Linked DNA regions of Homo sapiens: region 1 is linked to region 2. Evidence: chromatin loops called from intact Hi-C (ENCODE). Cell type or tissue: OCI-LY7. All regions are shown on one strand. Each heading gives the region's core, and the rest is flanking DNA. Links, peaks and the distances in the headings are about the cores only. Region 1 holds the start of LOC124903856 (putative protein FAM231BP). Region 2 holds the start of TRG-CCC5-1 (tRNA-Gly (CCC) 5-1).

Evidence for each region. Hi-C counts contacts between places; a loop is a spot of excess contacts. Peaks named below come from ENCODE experiments on the same cell type or tissue, not always from the same donor. Only the 100,000 strongest peaks of a DNase experiment are listed, where the experiment ranks them.
Region 1: it touches region 2 in a loop (7-fold over the local background); 5 of 110 quality-filtered maps call a loop at or near these places.

Annotation. Positions count from the first base shown.
Region 1 is chr1:16,535,539-16,545,266 of GRCh38, reverse strand. It overlaps LOC124903856 (putative protein FAM231BP), which reads right to left and starts at 6,281. Exons shown (of 1, transcript XM_047436898.1): 1 at 5,604-6,281. The coding sequence starts at 6,201. The coding sequence ends at 5,692. LINC01783 (long intergenic non-protein coding RNA 1783) reads left to right here and starts at 9,615. Exons shown (of 2, transcript NR_135764.1): 1 at 9,615-9,728. RefSeq lists an enhancer at 8,127-8,973. In OCI-LY7, for the core only: no CTCF peak of the experiment used is centred there; a DNase peak (open chromatin) is centred at 4,645; H3K27ac peaks cover 749 bases.
Region 2 is chr1:16,722,926-16,730,270 of GRCh38, reverse strand. It overlaps TRG-CCC5-1 (tRNA-Gly (CCC) 5-1), which reads right to left and starts at 2,986; the gene lies at 2,916-2,986. It also overlaps the pseudogene TRV-CAC13-1. RefSeq lists enhancers at 1,764-2,373, 2,374-2,985. In OCI-LY7, for the core only: no CTCF peak of the experiment used is centred there; a DNase peak (open chromatin) is centred at 2,860.

The sequences.
Region 1 (9,728 bases), core at 2,161-7,160, 190 kb after region 2:
ATTTGGCCGGGCACGGTGGCTCACGCCTGTAATCCCAGCACTTTGTGAGGCCGAGGCGGATGGATCGCTTGAGGTCAAGAGTTCAAGACCAGCCTGGCTAACATGGGAAAATCCCGTCTCTACTAAAAATACAAAAATTAGCCAAATGTGGTGGCATGCACCTGCTATTCCGGCTACTTGGGAGGCTGAGGCAGGAGAATCGCTTGAACTCAGGAGGCGGAGGTTGCAGTGAGCCAAGATCGCGCTACTGCAGTCCAGCCTGGGCGACAGAGCGAGACTCCGTCAAAAAAGAAAGAAAAAAAAAAAGCAGCGAAAGAAGGCAGAGATGTCAATGGGACAAAGAGACCTCCCAGGAGGCTTGTTGTAGAGGCAGTGGTCGGATCCTGAGAGATGAGATTTTTTTTTTAATTATGTAGCAGAATGGGGAGAGAAAGGGAGAAGCGCACGAAAGACAGAAAAGCACGAAAATCTGCGGACGTCCAACAATAAAGCAGATAAAATAGTGTGAGTGTTTTTACATTCAAAACATAGAAGTGCAATGCTTGTCAGCAGGCTTTGTGGTCGTGTAGTAGTTAATACTTGTAGTTGTGGTTGCCACAACCTGGGTTCTAATCTGAGTCACAGTAGTGTTTTCTAACCTGCAACTGTGGCTAATAGACCTGTCGTTTGCTTTGCCTTTAATCCTAGCAGCCTCCAGAGAGCAGAGTAAACCTCTGGCCCTGAAGGGCGCCAGCTTCTGGAGTTTAGCCCACAGCGCAGAAACTAGGGGGCGGCCTGGCCGATAGGAAAACTTGGACATGCTCTTTGTCTCACAATTGAGCAGGAAAAATTCCCGTAGGTGAAGATGCCGCCTCTCAAGGGCCCTTTGTCTGTAGCTTCCACTGATGAAATAATGCGGTTATAGTCTTTTCTGGTAGAGAAAACGGCTGTATCAGTGGAATTTTTTAAAAACACAAAACGAGGACGAGTTTTTAATGAGCTGACAATAAAATCTAAACTAGTTGTCATGGTCTGCACAGGCTTGCCTCCATTCCCCATCTGCTAATTTTTATGAGAACAGTAAATTATTACTATTATTATTGTTTTTGAGACGTAGTCTTGTTCTGTCACCCAGGCTGGAGTGCCGTGGCTCAATCTCGGCTCACTGCAACCTGTGTCTCCCAGGTTCAAGCAATGAGAACAGTAAAGAAGCTACAGTTCACATAAAGTGCACAAATCTTTAGTGCAATTTGTTTAGTTTTGATCAATGTTATCACCACCCAGCTCAAGTTATAGAAAATTGCCATCATCTGAGAAAGGCCTGTTAGAGCCCCTGTCCAGGTGATTCCCACCCTGTGTCCTCTTAGTTATCACTATTCTGATGTCTATTCCCACAGGTTACAATTGCCTGTTCTTAAAGTTCACATGAATGAATGTACATATGTTTTGTGTCTGGCCTTTTTTCTGCAGTTACATTCATTATACTCATGAGATATATCCATGTAGTTTCATAGATCACTTCTCAATTTTGGGGTTATTGAATTCTTGTGCTGAATATTCTTATAACAGTCTTTGTGTGCACTTGAGATTCATGGAAGTCCTTCAATTGCTGGGTCATGACCTGAGTATAAGTTTAACATCAGTATAAATTGCCAGTCTTCTAGAATGTTTTTCACCAGCGATGACAGTTGAAGTGGCACCAAATTCTTGTCAGCATTTGGTGTACTAACTTTGTTAAATGTAGCTATGCTCTCAGACCAATCTGGCCAACATGGCGAAACCCTGTCTCTACTCAAAATACAAAAATTAGCCGGGCATGGTGGCATGCACCTGTAGTCCCAGCTACTCCAGAGGGGGATGTTGCGGTGAGTCAAGATCGCACCATTGCACTCCAGCTTGGGTGACAGAATGAGACCCTGTCTCAGAAAAAAAAAAAAAAAAGTAGCCATACACTGGTGAGTAGTTAGTGCTATCTCAGTGTGGAATTAATTTGTATTTGCCTAATGAGCAATCCTATGAAGCATACTTTCTTGTGGCTTCCAGCATATAAGAAACTCTCCTTTGCAAAGGACTATTCAAATATTTTGCCCTATTTTATTTGGCTTAGCTCTATATTACTGATTTACAAAAGTTCTCTTGTATATTCAAGAATTGAGTCTTTTTTTTGACTTTTTTTATTATACTTTAAGTTTTAGGGTACATGTGCACAACATGCAGGTTTGTTACATATGTATACATGTGCCATGTTGGTGTGCTGCACCCATTAACTCGTCATTTACATTAGGTATATCTCCTAATGCTATCCCTCCCCCTCCCCCCACCCCACAACAGGCCCTGGTGTGTGATGTTCCCCTTCCTGTGTCCAAGTGTTCTCATTGTTCAATTCCCACCTATGAGTGAGAACATGCAGTTCTTGGTTTTTCGTCCTTGCGATAGTTTGCTGAGAACGATGGTTTCCAGCTTCATCCGTGTCCCTACAAAGGACATGAACTCATCAATTTTTATGGCTGCATAGTATTCCATGGTGTATATGTGCCACATTTTCTTCATCTAGTCTATCATTGTTGGACATTTGGGTTGGTTCCAAGTCTATGCTATTGTGAATAGTGCCGCAATAAACATACGTGTGCATGTGTCTTTATAGCAGCATGATTTATAATCCTTTGGCATTTATAATCATTTATAATAATCATTTATTTATAATCATATAAATCAAATAAATATATAATTTATTTATAATCATTTGGCTTTTAGCAGCATGATTTATATACCCAGTAATGGGATGGCTGCGTCAAATGGTATTTCTAGTTCTAGATCCCTGAGGAATCACCATACTGACTTCCACAACGGTTGAACTAGTTTACAGTCCCACCAACAGTGTAAAAGTGTTCCTATTTCTCCACATCCTCTCCAGCACCTGTTGCTTCCTGACTTTTTGATGATCGCCATTCTAACTGGTGTGAGATGGTATCTCATTGTGGTTTTGATTTGCATTTCCCTGATGGCCGCTGATGATGAGGATTTTTTCATGTGTCTTTTGGCTGCATAAATGTCTTCTGAGAAGTGTCTGTTCATATCCTTCGCCCACTTGTTGATGGGGTTCTTTGTTGTTTTCTTGCAAATTTGTTTGTGTTCTTTGTAGATTCTGATGAATCTACAGATGAGTAGATTGCAAAAATTTTCTCCCATTCTGTAGGTTGCCTGTTCACTGTGATGATAGTTTCTTTTGCTGCACAGAAGCTCTTAAGTTTAATTAGATCCCATTTGTCAATTTTGGCTTTTGTTGCCATTGCTTTTGCTGTTTTAGACATGAAGTCCTTGCCCATGCCTATGTCCTGAATGGTATTGCCTAGGTTTTCTTCTAGGCTTTTTATGGTTTTAGGTCTGACATTTAAGTCTTTAATCCATCTTGAATTAATTTTTGTATAAGGTGTAATGAAGGGATCCAGTTTCAGCTTTCAACATATGGCTAGCTAGTTTTCCCAGCACCATTTATTAAATAGGGAATCCTTTCCCCATTTCTTGTTTTTGTCAGGTTTGTCAAAGATCAGATAGTTGTAGATGTGTGGCATTATTTCTGAGGGCTCTGTTCTCCTCCATTGGTCTATATCTCTGTTTTGGTACCAGTACCATGCTGTTTTGGTTACTGTAGACTTGTAGTATCATTTGAAGTCAGGTAGCGTGATGCCTCCAGCTTTGTTCTTTTGGCTTAGGATTGACTTGGTGATGCGGGCTCTCTTTTGGTTCCATATGAACTTTAAAGTAGTTTTTTCCAATTCTGTGAAGAAAGTCATTGGTAGCTTGATGGGGATGGCATGGAATCTACAAATTACCTTGGGCAGTATGACCATTTTCACGATATTGATTCTTCCTACCCATGAGCATGGAATGTTCTTCCATTTGTTTGTATCCTCTTTTATTTTGTTGAGCAGTGTTTTGTAGTTCTCCTTGAAGAGGTCCTTCACATCCCTTGTAAGTTGGATTCCTAGGTATTTTATTCTCTTTGAAGCAATTGTGAATGGGAGTTCCCTCATGATTTGGCTCTCTGTTTGTCTGTTATTGGTGTATAAGAATGCTTGTGATCTTTGCACAAGAATTTTGTATCCTGAGGAGTCATTTTTAAAATAAATATATTGCAAATGACTTTTCCCAGTCAGTGAAAAGTCTGACTGAAAGCTGTCAACTGAAAAATCACACAATTTATAAATTTAGAAGGGAGATTTTATTTTTTATAAATGGTTACAGCCTGCAAGGTGGCCATTCCCACAGACTGGGAGGCATACCCTCCTGCTGAAACCGAAAAGTAGGTTTCCAGGGAGGGGAGGGGGGAACAGGGATTTATGTTGATGTGGTGGGCCACATATGCATATTCAACAGGGAATAGGAGGAGCTCTGAATATTCATGAAGGGATCCTGCTGCATGCATGCTGAGTAAACAAGCCTGTTACATGCAACCCATGTTCACTTTGGGGTGGAGATGACATTTAAATACATTATAATTAGGCCCTATGCTTCAAAAGGGGAAGTAGGGACACAAAGGCAGTCAAGTGCACAGCCTCTGTAAACCGTCCAGAACCCGTCCACAGCCAGTGCTCTCTTATCAAGGGGAAGTTACTGAAATCAGTCTCTTGTCCAATCAAAGCTGTAGTTATGGCTTGTGTAGGGAGGGCTCAGTCAGTTTATGCTAATGGGTGAGCTGCAAGTGCTTCAGCATTGCTTATCTCAAGGCCAGTGCTTGTTTAGCTAGAGGAAAAAAAGGAAGAAGAAAAAAACCTGTGGCAATTAGAACATAGTTTATTCTTTAAGTTGAGGGGTGCATGACTTAACCTTGCCTGGCATGGCCTTAGGTCTTGTTTATAATATGGTATCTTACTACTGTAAGGACTCTGTTCTGTCAGTCTTAGGATCTCTATTTTAACAATAATGCTGGTCAGTTGTGTCTAAACCACAAAGGGAGAGAGTATAAGGAGAGGTGTCTGAGCTTCCAAGTACTGGCCAGGAACTCAGTATTTAAGACTTCTCTGGGGTCTCCTTGGCAAAGAAGCCATCTGTCCAGCTAGTTGGGTGGCTTCAGATTTTAATCTTAGTTCTGAAAGCATTTAATTTGATGAAATTTTGCCATATTTTTTCTTTATTTTTAAAGCCCGTCATGTTCTATAAAAATCTTTCTACTCAGGATGTGAATGGATTCTCTTAATTTTATCTCTCTATGAGTTCCAGCGTTTCAGTTTTAATTTTTAAATTGATGACATCTAAAATTCTACTCCTAACCAAAACATTTTTGGGGGTGACTAAGGACAACTCCAAAAATCTTCCATAAATGGAAGTAAGACTTACTCCTTAAAGAACTTTCTGGGATCCTGAGCTGCGGGGCACAGTGGCTTTAGTGCACCTCTGCTCTTAAGACTATTCAGAAATTGTCTTTGTGAACCCATCAGGCTGTTTCAAAATCAGCAATTTAGGGCTTGCTTGCAACACGCAGTTAAGCAGCAGCTGTTTTTTGGATCTCATGAGTGCCTGCATGCATACTTCCCTGGGAATTTTCTAAATTTGAATTCTCATGGTATTTCAAGTGGCTTAGTTGTCTCTTTCTTTTGCCTACAGCCACATACATACCACCAAATCCTGCACTCCAAGCTTCTCCTTCCTCACCCTGAACTCCCAACCTCCAGTTAGACAATCCACATCTTCCCACACCTGCCTCAGGCTCCATCAGGCCACTGTGCCTCCCGCAGCAACCAGGCCAGGGGGAATCTGGATTCCTATTACACTTCTGAGGAAGGTGATCAGGGGGCGTGGAGGATGTGGGTGGGAAGGGGTGAGATTGAGGGCAGGAGTAGACTGTGGTCTTCTGTCTTCTACCTCGTTGGCCCAGGTGCTGCTCTTCCTCCGGTTGTCTGCTTTCAGCCCTGTGTAGGGAATCAGGTCTGCGCCCTCATCTTCCTGACTCTCATTTTCTGAGGAACCTGAATGGATGAGCCGTCGCTCTTGTCCCACACATTCTGTCCAAAAGGTGCCCTCCTCTCTACTTGCTCCGGTGCCTGCTCTCTGAGCTCTGACACTCAGGCTGGGATGCCGCCCAGTACAGAAGCTCTGCAGCCCTGCAGGGCTCTGACTGTTCCACACCAGCAGGATAAAGGCCACAGGGCATGCTGTGGTCGAAAAGCATTCAGAGGTGTGGGCTGAAGGCCTCTCTTTCCACAGTCCCTTTGAACACCCCATGGAAGTCAGCACCCCTTTGAGGAACGAGGTGGCCCAAGGCCTGGCTTCACATGCAGGCCATTGGGTCCCAGTGGGTCCTCTCTGTGCCTGGTATAGCCAACGGCTTCATGCATCTTACCCGGTTTCCTCTCCTCCACCACCCAAGCTCCTCCTCGACCCCCTTGCTCAGCTGTTCTCAGGACAGCAAGATCCCCAGCCCTTGGAAAAGCCCCATCTCCAGTGCTTGGGGAGGGAGTTGGGTTCAGGTCGTCTAACCACAGAAGGACAGAGAACCTGAGGCAGGAGGAAATCCTTTCCCTTGCTGGGTCTCTTGGCACAACCCATCCAGGGGTCTGGGTCAGGGTCCAGGTATACTCTACCCTCCTATAGGACCTGGATTTTTAGGCCCCCGAGGTTGGTCAATGTGGAGTCTTTCCCACTGTTCACCTGGGAACTGAAGGAATATCCCATGGGGCCCTCTCTTACTCATTAGAGACACCCAGAAAATACTCCATCCAGCAGAAACTGGGCGCAGTGTACCAGACCACTATAATTATAACTGCAGGGTGTGGAGGTCAGACACGTTTTGTGGCTATTTTCTCTCTGTCTGTGACTTGCTTGCCTTTTCACTTTCTTAGTGGTATCTTTTGATGAGAAGGTGTGGCTAATGTTGATGAAGTCTCATTTATCATGTCTTTCTTATATATGTATTTTTTGTGTCCTGCTTGTTGGTAGGGTGATCTTTGCCTACCAACAAGTCACAAACTATCCTTGAAATGCTTTATATCTTTAACTTTTAAGTTTTGGTGTGTAATGCGGCTGAAATTACTTTTGTGTGTAGTGTGAGGGAGAATAACATTGTTGGTCTCCCCACATCCATATAAAAGTCCATTAATTGAAATGATTTATTTTCTTTTATTGAACTGCTTTTATTGAAAACCCATTTATTGACCGTATAGCTGTGGATCAGTTTCAAGTCTCTTAACTCAGTCTGTTTATCTATTTGTCACTCCTGATGCCTTGTCTGTAATAGCTTATAGTAAGCCTTAAAGTCAGATAGTACAAGTCCTTGTTCTTTTTTACACATTGCAATAATTTTTGAAATAGGTAATAACTCATAAAACCATCACACACATCAGGATATGCTGTCACTTCATCCCTTTCTGACATGGTTTGGCCGTGCCCTCACCCAAATCTCAACTTGAATTGTATCTCCCAGAATTCCCATGTGTTGTGGGAGGGACCTAGGAGGAGGTAATTGAATCATGGGGGTGGGTCTTTCCTGTGCTATTCTCCTGACAGTGAATAAGTCTCACTATCTGCTGGGTTTATCAGGGGTTTCTGCTTTGGCTTCTTCCTCATTTTCTCTTGCTGCTGCCTTGTAAGAAGTGCCTTTTGCCTCCCGCCATGATTCTGAGGCCTCCCCAGTCATATGGAAATGTAAGTCCAATTAAACCTCTTTTTCGTCCTGGACTATGTTATGTATTTGTCAGCGGCGTGAAAACGGACTAATACACTCTCATTTCTGAGTGGAACACATGCTGTCACTCACATATGCTGGTTGCTGACTTGTGACGGAAGATTCTCTATTGTACCCTCTGGGGACAATACATCTCCAGTTGCCTGCGGGGAGGATGAACATGCAAAAAATCCACAACACTCAGCACAGAGTCTGGATTTAGTCCCATTAGTCTGAATGGGACTAATGCCCTTATAAAAGGGACCTCGGGGAGCTCTCTCGCCCTCTTTCTGCCCCCTGAGGATACAATGAGGAGGTGGCAGTCTACAACCAGAACAAAAGGCCCTCACCATAAACCTACCATGTCGGCACCTTGATCTCGGACTTCCAACCTCCGGAACTGTGAGAAATCAATTTCTGTTGTGAATCAGCCACCCAGTTTATGTATGGTACGGTGTTAGAGAAGCCCGAACTAAGACACAGATGGAATCCCATGGAGAGTCTCTAATTTGCTAAGCTGGTCATCAGGCGGGATGTTGCCAGTTAGAAACAGGAAAAGCTGACATTTTGTGTATATGAAAGAAGATAGTGGACAGGCCCATTGTGTCGGCTTTGTCCGCCTTGGCAAACTGGAGACGGAAACTCGATTCACCATCGCCAGCCACGGGAGGACTGGGAGGACCTCCAGAGGAGGTTAGGTCGACTTCATGGTAACTTTAGATCCTGAAACCTCCCAGGATTTTTCTTGTCTTCCCTTTGATCTCTCTTCCGCCTACCCAACAGGACAGGACTCGACGCCTTTCTTTCCTGGCAGCAAGAGGTCCGTTGCGGACAAGACCAAAGTGAGCAGCTGGTTTCCCCTAAGTGTCCTTCCGGGCCTGGGCATCTCTGGAGCTCAGGCTGACCCGAGACCTAACTCCCGGCCAGTGGGACCAGCAGGAGCCTGGAAAAGCGCGCCCACCGGGGTGGAGGTTGGTCGCCGGGGGTCGAGAACCGCAGTCAAACCCTCTTCTTCCCCGGGCACCGCGCACCTGCCCCCGGGGATGCCGAAGGAAGTGGCCCATAAAGTTTCTCTGCAACCGAAAGAGGCCTGAAGCTCCAGGAGGGCCGAGAGGAGCCTCGTTGAGCGAACCCAGCCGTCTGCCTGGCTGGCCCTGGTCAACAGGCTCGGAAGAGGCCGATTTGGAGGACAGAACGGAAGAAAAGACCTAAAGGTTTCGAATCTCATGATGTAGAGATGTTAAAAGCCTCCAATCCTAAGGTCTGACTGTGCGGGGGAGCGAGGGGGTCTCAAGCTGGATCGACCCCTGAGCCTTCATCTGGAGAGTCCTCTGCACAAGCTCAGACAGCAGGACAACGCGCATCAGTGGTTCTCAAGAGGGGGCAACTTTGCCCTTACACGCCTCTCACCTCCACGCTGGGACACTAGGTCACGAATGGGGGAAGCGGGGAGGGAGAATGCTAACCCCCTGGCATGTATCTAGTCAGCGGAGGCGACGGCTGCTGCTAAACACCTTACAATCCACGGGAGGGCCCCTCCCCTACCCCGAAGTAGCCATTCCGCAGAGGTGGAGAGACTCGCGTGTAGCTCAATGCCCACGCACTTAGCCGATGGGAAATTACGAATTGATGACCAGTTGGCTCTTGGATCTGAGGAAAAAACTCCAGAGTCAGAGGGAACTCTCGAAGTTTTGCCCGGAGCAAACGGAAGGGTGGCGTTGCCATCGCCTAAGATGGGAAAATGGCAGGTGTCACAGGTTGCAGGGGAAGGTCGGAGACCAGCTGAGGGCCCCGGAGCCTTCCTGGAAAGAGTTTCCCATCCAGCCCGTCTCGGTTTCCGCATCCGTCTGATTCCTTATGACGTTGAGGGTGCTGGCGTCTGGGTCCTTTATGATGCAGAGGGTGCCCCCGTCTCACCCCGGGCGCCTCCGCGCTCCCGCCTCCTCCTGGCAACCTGGTGCGCGGCTCCGGACCTGGCGACGCACGACCGACTGGTCACTTGCTGCCACCTCGCAAAGGCGCATCTCTAGTCCAGTGGTGAGCTGCGGCCGGGTCGCTGCAACTCGCTCCAGGCCTTCGGACTCGTGGC
Region 2 (7,345 bases), core at 1-5,000:
CGAGTTAATGGGTGCAGCACACCAACATGGCACATGTATACATATGTAACAAACCTGCACGTTGTGCACATGTACCTTAAAACTTAAAGTATAATTTAAAAAACGTCAAAACAAGACTCAATTCTTGAATATATAAGAGAACTTTTGTAAGTCAGTAATATAGAGCTAAGCCAAATAAAATAGGGCAAAATATTCGAATAGGCCTTTGCAAAGGAGAGTTTCTTATATGCTGGAAGCCATAAGAAAATATGCTTCATAGGATTGCTCATTAGGCAAATACAAATTAATTCCACACTGAGATAGCACTAACCACTCACCAGTGTATGGCTACTTTTTTTTTTTTTCTGAGACAGGGTCTCATTCTGTCACGCAAGCTGGAGTGCAATGGTGCGATCTTGACTCACTGCAACATCCCCCTCCGGAGTAGCTGGGACTACAGGTGCATGCCACCATGCCCAGCTAATTTTTGTATTTTGAGTAGAGACAGGGTTTTGCCATGTTGGCCAGCCTGGTCTGAGAGCATAGCTACATTTAACAAAGTTAGTACACCAAATGCTGACAAGAATTTGGTGCCACTTCAACTGTCATCGCTGGCGAAAAAGCATTCTAGAAGACTGGCAATTTATACTGATGTTAAACTTATACTCAGGTCATGACCCAGCAATTGAAGGACTTCCATGAATCTCAAGTGCACACAAAGACTGTTATAAGAATATTCAGCACAAGAAATCAATAACCCCAAAATTGAGAAGTGATCTATGAAACTACGTGGATATATCTCATGAGTATAATGAATGTAACTGGAGAAAAAGGCCAGACACAAAACATATGTACATTCACTCATGTGAACTTTAAGAACAGGCAATTGTAACCTGTGGGAATAGACATCAGAATAGTGATAACTAAGAGGACACAGGGTGGGAATCACCTGGACAGGGGCTCTAACAGGCCTTTCTCAGATGATGGCAATTTTCTATAACTTGAGCTGGGTGGTGATAACATTGATCAAAACTAAACAAATTGCACTAAAGATTTGTGCACTTTATGTGAACTGTAGCTTCTTTACTGTTCTCATTGCTTGAACCTCGGAGACACAGGTTGCAGTGAGCCGAGATTGAGCCACGGCACTCCAGCCTGGGTGACAGAACAAGACTACGTCTCAAAAATAATGATAATAGTAATAATTTACTGTTCTCATAAAAATTAGCAGATGGGGAATGGAGGCAAGCCTGTGCAGACCATGACAACTAGTTTAGATTTTATTGTCAGCTCATTAAAAACTCGTTCTCGTTTTGTGTTTTTAAAAAATTCCACTGATACAGCCGTTTTCTCTACCGAAAAAGACTATAACCGCATTATTTCACCAGTGGAAGCTACAGACAAAGGGCCCTTGAGAGGCGGCATCTTCACCTACGGGAATTTTTCCTGCTCAATTGTGAGACAAAGAGCATGTCCAAGTTTTCCTATCGGCCAGGCCGCCCCCTAGTTTCTGCGCTGTGGGCTAAACTCCAGAAGCTGGCGCCCTTCGGGGCCAGAGGTTTACTCTGCTCTCTGGAGGCTGCTAGGATTAAAGGCAAAGCAAACGACAGGTCTATTAGCCACAATCGCAGGCTAGAAAACACTACTGTGACTCAGATTAGAACCCAGGTTGTGGCAACCACAACTACAAGTATTAACCACTACACGACCACAAAGCCTGCTGACAAGCATTGCACTTCTTCTATTTTTTGAATGTAAAAACACTCACACTATTTTATCTGCTTTATTCTTGGACGCCGCCGATTTTCGTGCTTTTCTCTCTTTCATGCGCTTCTCCGTTTCTCTCCCCATTCTGCTACATAATTTTAAAAAAATCTCATCTCCCAGGATCCACCCACTGCCTCTACAACAAGCCTCCTGGGAGGTCTCTTTGTCCCATTGACATCTCTGCCTTCTTTCGCTGCTTTTTTTTTTTTTTTTTGACGCAGTCTCGCTCTGTCGCCCAGGTGGAGTGCAGTAGCGCAATCTTGGCTCACTGCAACCTCTGCCTCCTGGGTTCAAGCGATTCTCCTGCCTCAGCCTCCCAAGTAGCCGGAATAGCAGGTGCATGCCACCACATTCGGCTAATTTTTGTATTTTTAGTAGAGACGGGATTTTTCCATGTTAGCCAGGCTGGTCTTGAACTCTTGACCTCAAGCGATCCATCCGCCTCGGCCTCACACAGTGCTGGGATTACAGGCATGAGCCAACGTGCCCGGCCAAATTTCAGGCCAACACCTGTTGACAGACATTGCCAGACACACGGAATCCCTCGCAGAACACCGATGGGCCCACAAAGCACGCGGAGGCCGCGGCCGCTGACGATGTGAGCAAATTCGGTTCACGGTGTCTGGGGTACAGCCCTGAGGGTCCACTGGCCACCTCTGCGCAAGGACCAGTCCCCGCCGCTCCCCTCATCTCCACGCAGATTCTTCCCCACACACCTTCCCTTTCTTTGGGCCGCTGAAGCCTCTTGGACCTCTGACGTGACTGTCCTGCCCGCAGCTTCTCTCCTTCCAAGAGCGTCATTTCTTGATCCTCTCTACAGTGGCTCAGCAGTAAGCCCAAGGTCCAGCACGCGAATCAGGAACCTGATGATTCTTCGGGTTTGCAGGGATCCGCCCCGTGAATAGATGAAAGTAACAGGTACCAATATCAAAACTGCAGTGACTCACCGGAAAGACTTCGTGCTTGCCACTTTGCTAAGCTGTTTGAGTCCAACAATTGCATGGGTCCTGGGTTAGTGTCCTGAATGTCTCTTGCCGCTACTCTCGTGAGTAATGTTGTCACTTTACCTTGTGGTGGCCAAGCCCCTAAATGCACTATTAGGTTATGCAGTATAATTTTGCAGCGTAAAAGACGGGTAAAAGGCCATAATGAAATGAAGAAGTACCTGCTGCATTGGCCGGGAATTGAACCCGGGTCTCCCACGTGGGAGGCGAGAATTCTACCACTGCACCACCAAGGCCTCTACACACCCACGGCCTGGGGGATAAGAGAAAAGAGTATCCAAAAAGACTTAGAACCTTCCAACCGCCTTTTTCAAGTGTCGACTAAAAGCTAACAAACATATCCAAACCAAATGTTTTTATAGGAAACTTTTACTAGACAAAGTTATAAATATCAAAATAGCTCATTTGGTGGATCAAACTCTTAAGTCTGAAAAAGGTCTTTCTACCTGCATTATAAACCCCTATAATAAAACATCAGAAATTCATTCATGTTTCTTTTTTCTAATCTTAAATCTTCCATTGTCAATCTCAAACTGCTGCCTTAGAGGTTCTGAGAAGGTAACCTAACTGGTAGTTTAGGTAAATAAAGTTCAAATCCAGGGAGGAAACAAGAAGCAGAAGCAGAATTAGAAGAAAGACGAAATAAAAGGACAGAATCAATGTACAGATAATGAAGAAACAAAGGTTGGTCCACTAAGTTAGTCTTTTGTCGCTGGTTTTTTTGGCAAAAGAGTAATGATCGGTCTCGTAATCATTATAATACTATTATTTGTCTGCTTGAAGATGTATAAAGCATTTGAAGGAAATGTGGTGTGAAAAGATTAAGAACCCTTGCCGTCAATGTTTCCTTGTTTGGGAGAATCCCATTTCCTAAGTTAATATGCTTTGATGTATTAGCTATGAAAGGAGTAGACTAGTTTAAGGAAATATTGACGGTCAAAATATTAACATATTAGTCTTTTGATGAAGTTCAAATAGTAGAGAGATTTCTTTCCTCAATTTTCAACGGAGACATTCAACTGAAGAGACAAATCCAGAGTTTTCCCCACATGTTGGGTCTGGGAGTCATTATGACTTTTTCAAAGACAGGAGCTGTGACATGGAATCATGCTTCTTCTCTAGCTGAGAAGCCAAGCTAGGTCCAGGCTGCGTCATAAACTTGAGCCCACCAAGGAAATCACCCTTCACATTGACCTCGCAGAGCTTTGGCTGTTCTCTGTTCTTTGCCCAACACCCAAGACACACACCAGCTCTGGCCAACAAACCTTAACATATGATCTATATCCACCAGAGCTATATTTATTCCCAAATCTCCTTCTAAAATACAAACCTGTACTTTCTACTCTCAACTTCTAAATTTACAAAGGCCTCATATGCATCTCAGAGTCATAGATGCTAAAACTTAACCGGTTTTCTGAGGATTATTTGGGGAAGGGGTATGCATTCAAAATCTTTTGTATGTAGATAATTCGTGTGGTTTCAGATTATTGACTCTACAAGTTCCAGATGCAGATTTAGAATCTTTTAAAAAAATATTTTGTTTTTGTCTCGCAAATCAGCCAGATCTGCAACTTATCAGAGTAAAGCGAAGCCCAGCGGGACACTTAGGAAATGCATTAAGATGTCATCCACTTTCAGTGTCAGCCTATGAAAATTCAGGCGACAGAAGAGAATGAAGAGAATCTTAAGGAATTTCTGGAACCAAAGCTAACATTAAGCAGGCCTCTTGCTGGCAGACCAGTGGAAACTGTAGCCTGGTCAACAATCTGTCTAGATTGAGGAGGTCTAAAGTGTAGCCACAGGTTCAACTACTTTTCTGTTTGTTTCCCAACCTCGATTAAACTCACTAAATTTAGGGACAAAAAGAAAAACCAAAAAACCATGTTTCCCTCCAGTCTCGAGCCAAGGGTCTTTCACATGTGAGGCAAACATGATAACCACTATACTACAGAAACTGCACATACACTGGAAAAGGCAAAACATAATCATGAAAATCTGAGGTCAGCCATTTCTATTATCGTTTCCAAAGTAAGAAATTCAACTGCATTTTGAAATTCGACTGAAAAAAGCCCAATAAGCACCAGCCATCAAGAAGACTATGGCTCCCAGTAGGCCCAGGCTTAGCGTTCCGCACCTACCCCCAACACGAAGACCACGGGGACCCACACCCGGGCTTCGGGATCCCGCATCCTCCCCCGGGTATCCAGTTCCAGAACTAAGCGCCGTGTGCGGGATCCTTCCGGCTGACACTCTTGGCTCCCAGAAGCTCCAGAAGCTGCAGAAGCCGGCGGGCTTTGAGCTTCCGAGCCCCGGGCGCCCCGTGCCTCGCAGGAGTGTGGACGCCGCCCTTCCAGGGATGCGGACCCCGCCTCGGGGCCTTTTCCCCGGCGCCAGCTGTCAGAGCTCTTGGCTCTTCGCGTCCTCCCAGGAACCGTAGGACCCTCCTTGCCCTCCCTTCCGCAGGCCGAGGGGCGCGAGCTGCGGGCTCTTTCCTCACGGACCCTTTGGCCTCAGCGCCTCGACGTCTTTCTCCCAAAGGGCATCCTTCACTGCTGCTGTCTCTTAGTCTGCCCCACTCAATTTAAGTAATAGTTAATCACACTTCCAGATTTCAGCAGGTACCGTAGCAAAGGCTGTGTCTCAGGGCACTTGGCTGTTTGAAAATATGGGCACATCAACTCAGGCCAAGCCACCGAGTACAAAACCCTGGAAGACCCGGGGGCAGCCCACTTAGATTTCACGATCGCTCCTCTCTCCCTCGTCGGTCTTCTGATTCTTCCTGAAGGGCAGTTTCATTTTACCCTTTACAAAACTGAAACGTCTTATATGTGCTTTTTGTAATTTTTCTGTTCAATAAGGTTTTGGAGTGCGGATTTTAACCTAAGAGGGACAAAGAGATAAAGGCGGTTTTCACAGAAAGCGTCTCGATGGATTTTCACGTTCACCTGGCAGCAGATGGCCAACAGGCAGAAAGAGTCTCTTTTTGCTTGAAGACATTAAAATCAATCTCTCTCCCCCCCCCTTCCCCCCTCTCTCTCTCTATGCCAAAAATTAGCTTCTTGGGAGGCCGAGGCAGGAGAATCGCTTGAACCCGGGAGGCAGAGGTCGCAGTGAGCCGAGATCGTGCCACTGCACTCCAGCCTGGACGACAGAGCAAGAGTGTCTCAAAAGTTTGGAGAAGAAGGTGCCATTTTCCCTAGTTGCTTTTCTTATTGCAGTGGTGACCGCATTGCCTTCAAACCTGAAGTCCGAGTGCTTCCACCCTGGGGAATATGCAGACCGCTGGGTCACTGGACGCCAGGCCGCGGTGCTGGCCTAGTTCTGCTTTTGGCTTTCAATGCAGTCGGCGGAGGCGACTGGACCTCACCAGAGACTGGTGGGATGTTACCCTCACCAGCGACTGGAGGGCCGAGCTCCCAAAGAGGCCTACTTCATGATAGCCTTGAATCAGGAAATTTCATGAAATCCCACCCCTCTACTGCCCCATTCCCATATTCTATCTCCTCCCCATATTCTATCATCTCCTCCCCTGCCCACTCTGAGAGGATTCGCCGCCTTTCTGTCGCGTCTGGACCCTTTGGAGTCCCACATGGACAAGACAAAATGGGCACTGCCTTTTCCTACAGGAGCGGGAGGAGCCCTCACGGCGGAGGAAACACAGGCTCACAGAGCGCATCCCCACACACCTGAGCCCTGCCGGGTTCCAGAAAACCCAACAAAGCACTCTCTGAAGCTTCTCTTGGATATGTACCCAGAAATAGGGTTCCTGGATCATAGGGTAGATTCTATTTTTAGTTTTTTGAGGAAACTCCATACTGTTTTCCACACCAGCTGTACTAATTTACATACCTATTCACAATGTGTGTGTTCCCTTTTCTCTGCATTATGTCTAACACATCATTCACCTTTTTGACAAATGCCACTCTAACAGGTGTGAGATGATATTCATTATGGTTTTAATTTGCATTTCCCTAATGATTAATGATGCTGAGCATTTGAGAAAAGCTAATTTTTAATGCCTTAATGTTGAGAACTGACAACATTGTTGTGAAAGATAGGAAGCAATAAGGTAAAAACAAAACAATGTCATTCAAACAGGATATCAGATTTGCACATAGGCCTTTGTGGGGCAAATGGGAACCCAGCGCACAAAAAGTTGAATTATATGGAAGCAATATCACAAATGAGTTAGGAAATGTGAAAAAAATAACCAATAAGAGAGATATAATTAAAAATAGACCTAATGGATTCACACTATCACTACAAATACTGGAAGCCCTGGGGTTTCATTTGGGGGAAAGAAATATTTGCTTTCATACACGATCAAAACTAATGAAAAAGCTAGATCCTGAGTTACTTTTCAGGCCTTTACGTTTAAAACTTAAAGTTAGCCAAAGAAAGTCCACTTTGAGATGGAAATATGAAAACCCGAATTAGCCTGGGGAAAAATCAAACCCCTAGGCACTGTTTGATTTTCTCACTTTAAAGTGGGAAATTAGATCAGATGTACCTTAAGGTTTTTCTGGTGTTAACACTCATGGTTCATCATTTTTTTCTTTTTAAAGAAAATAGGTATATTGAAACCAATAGAACAA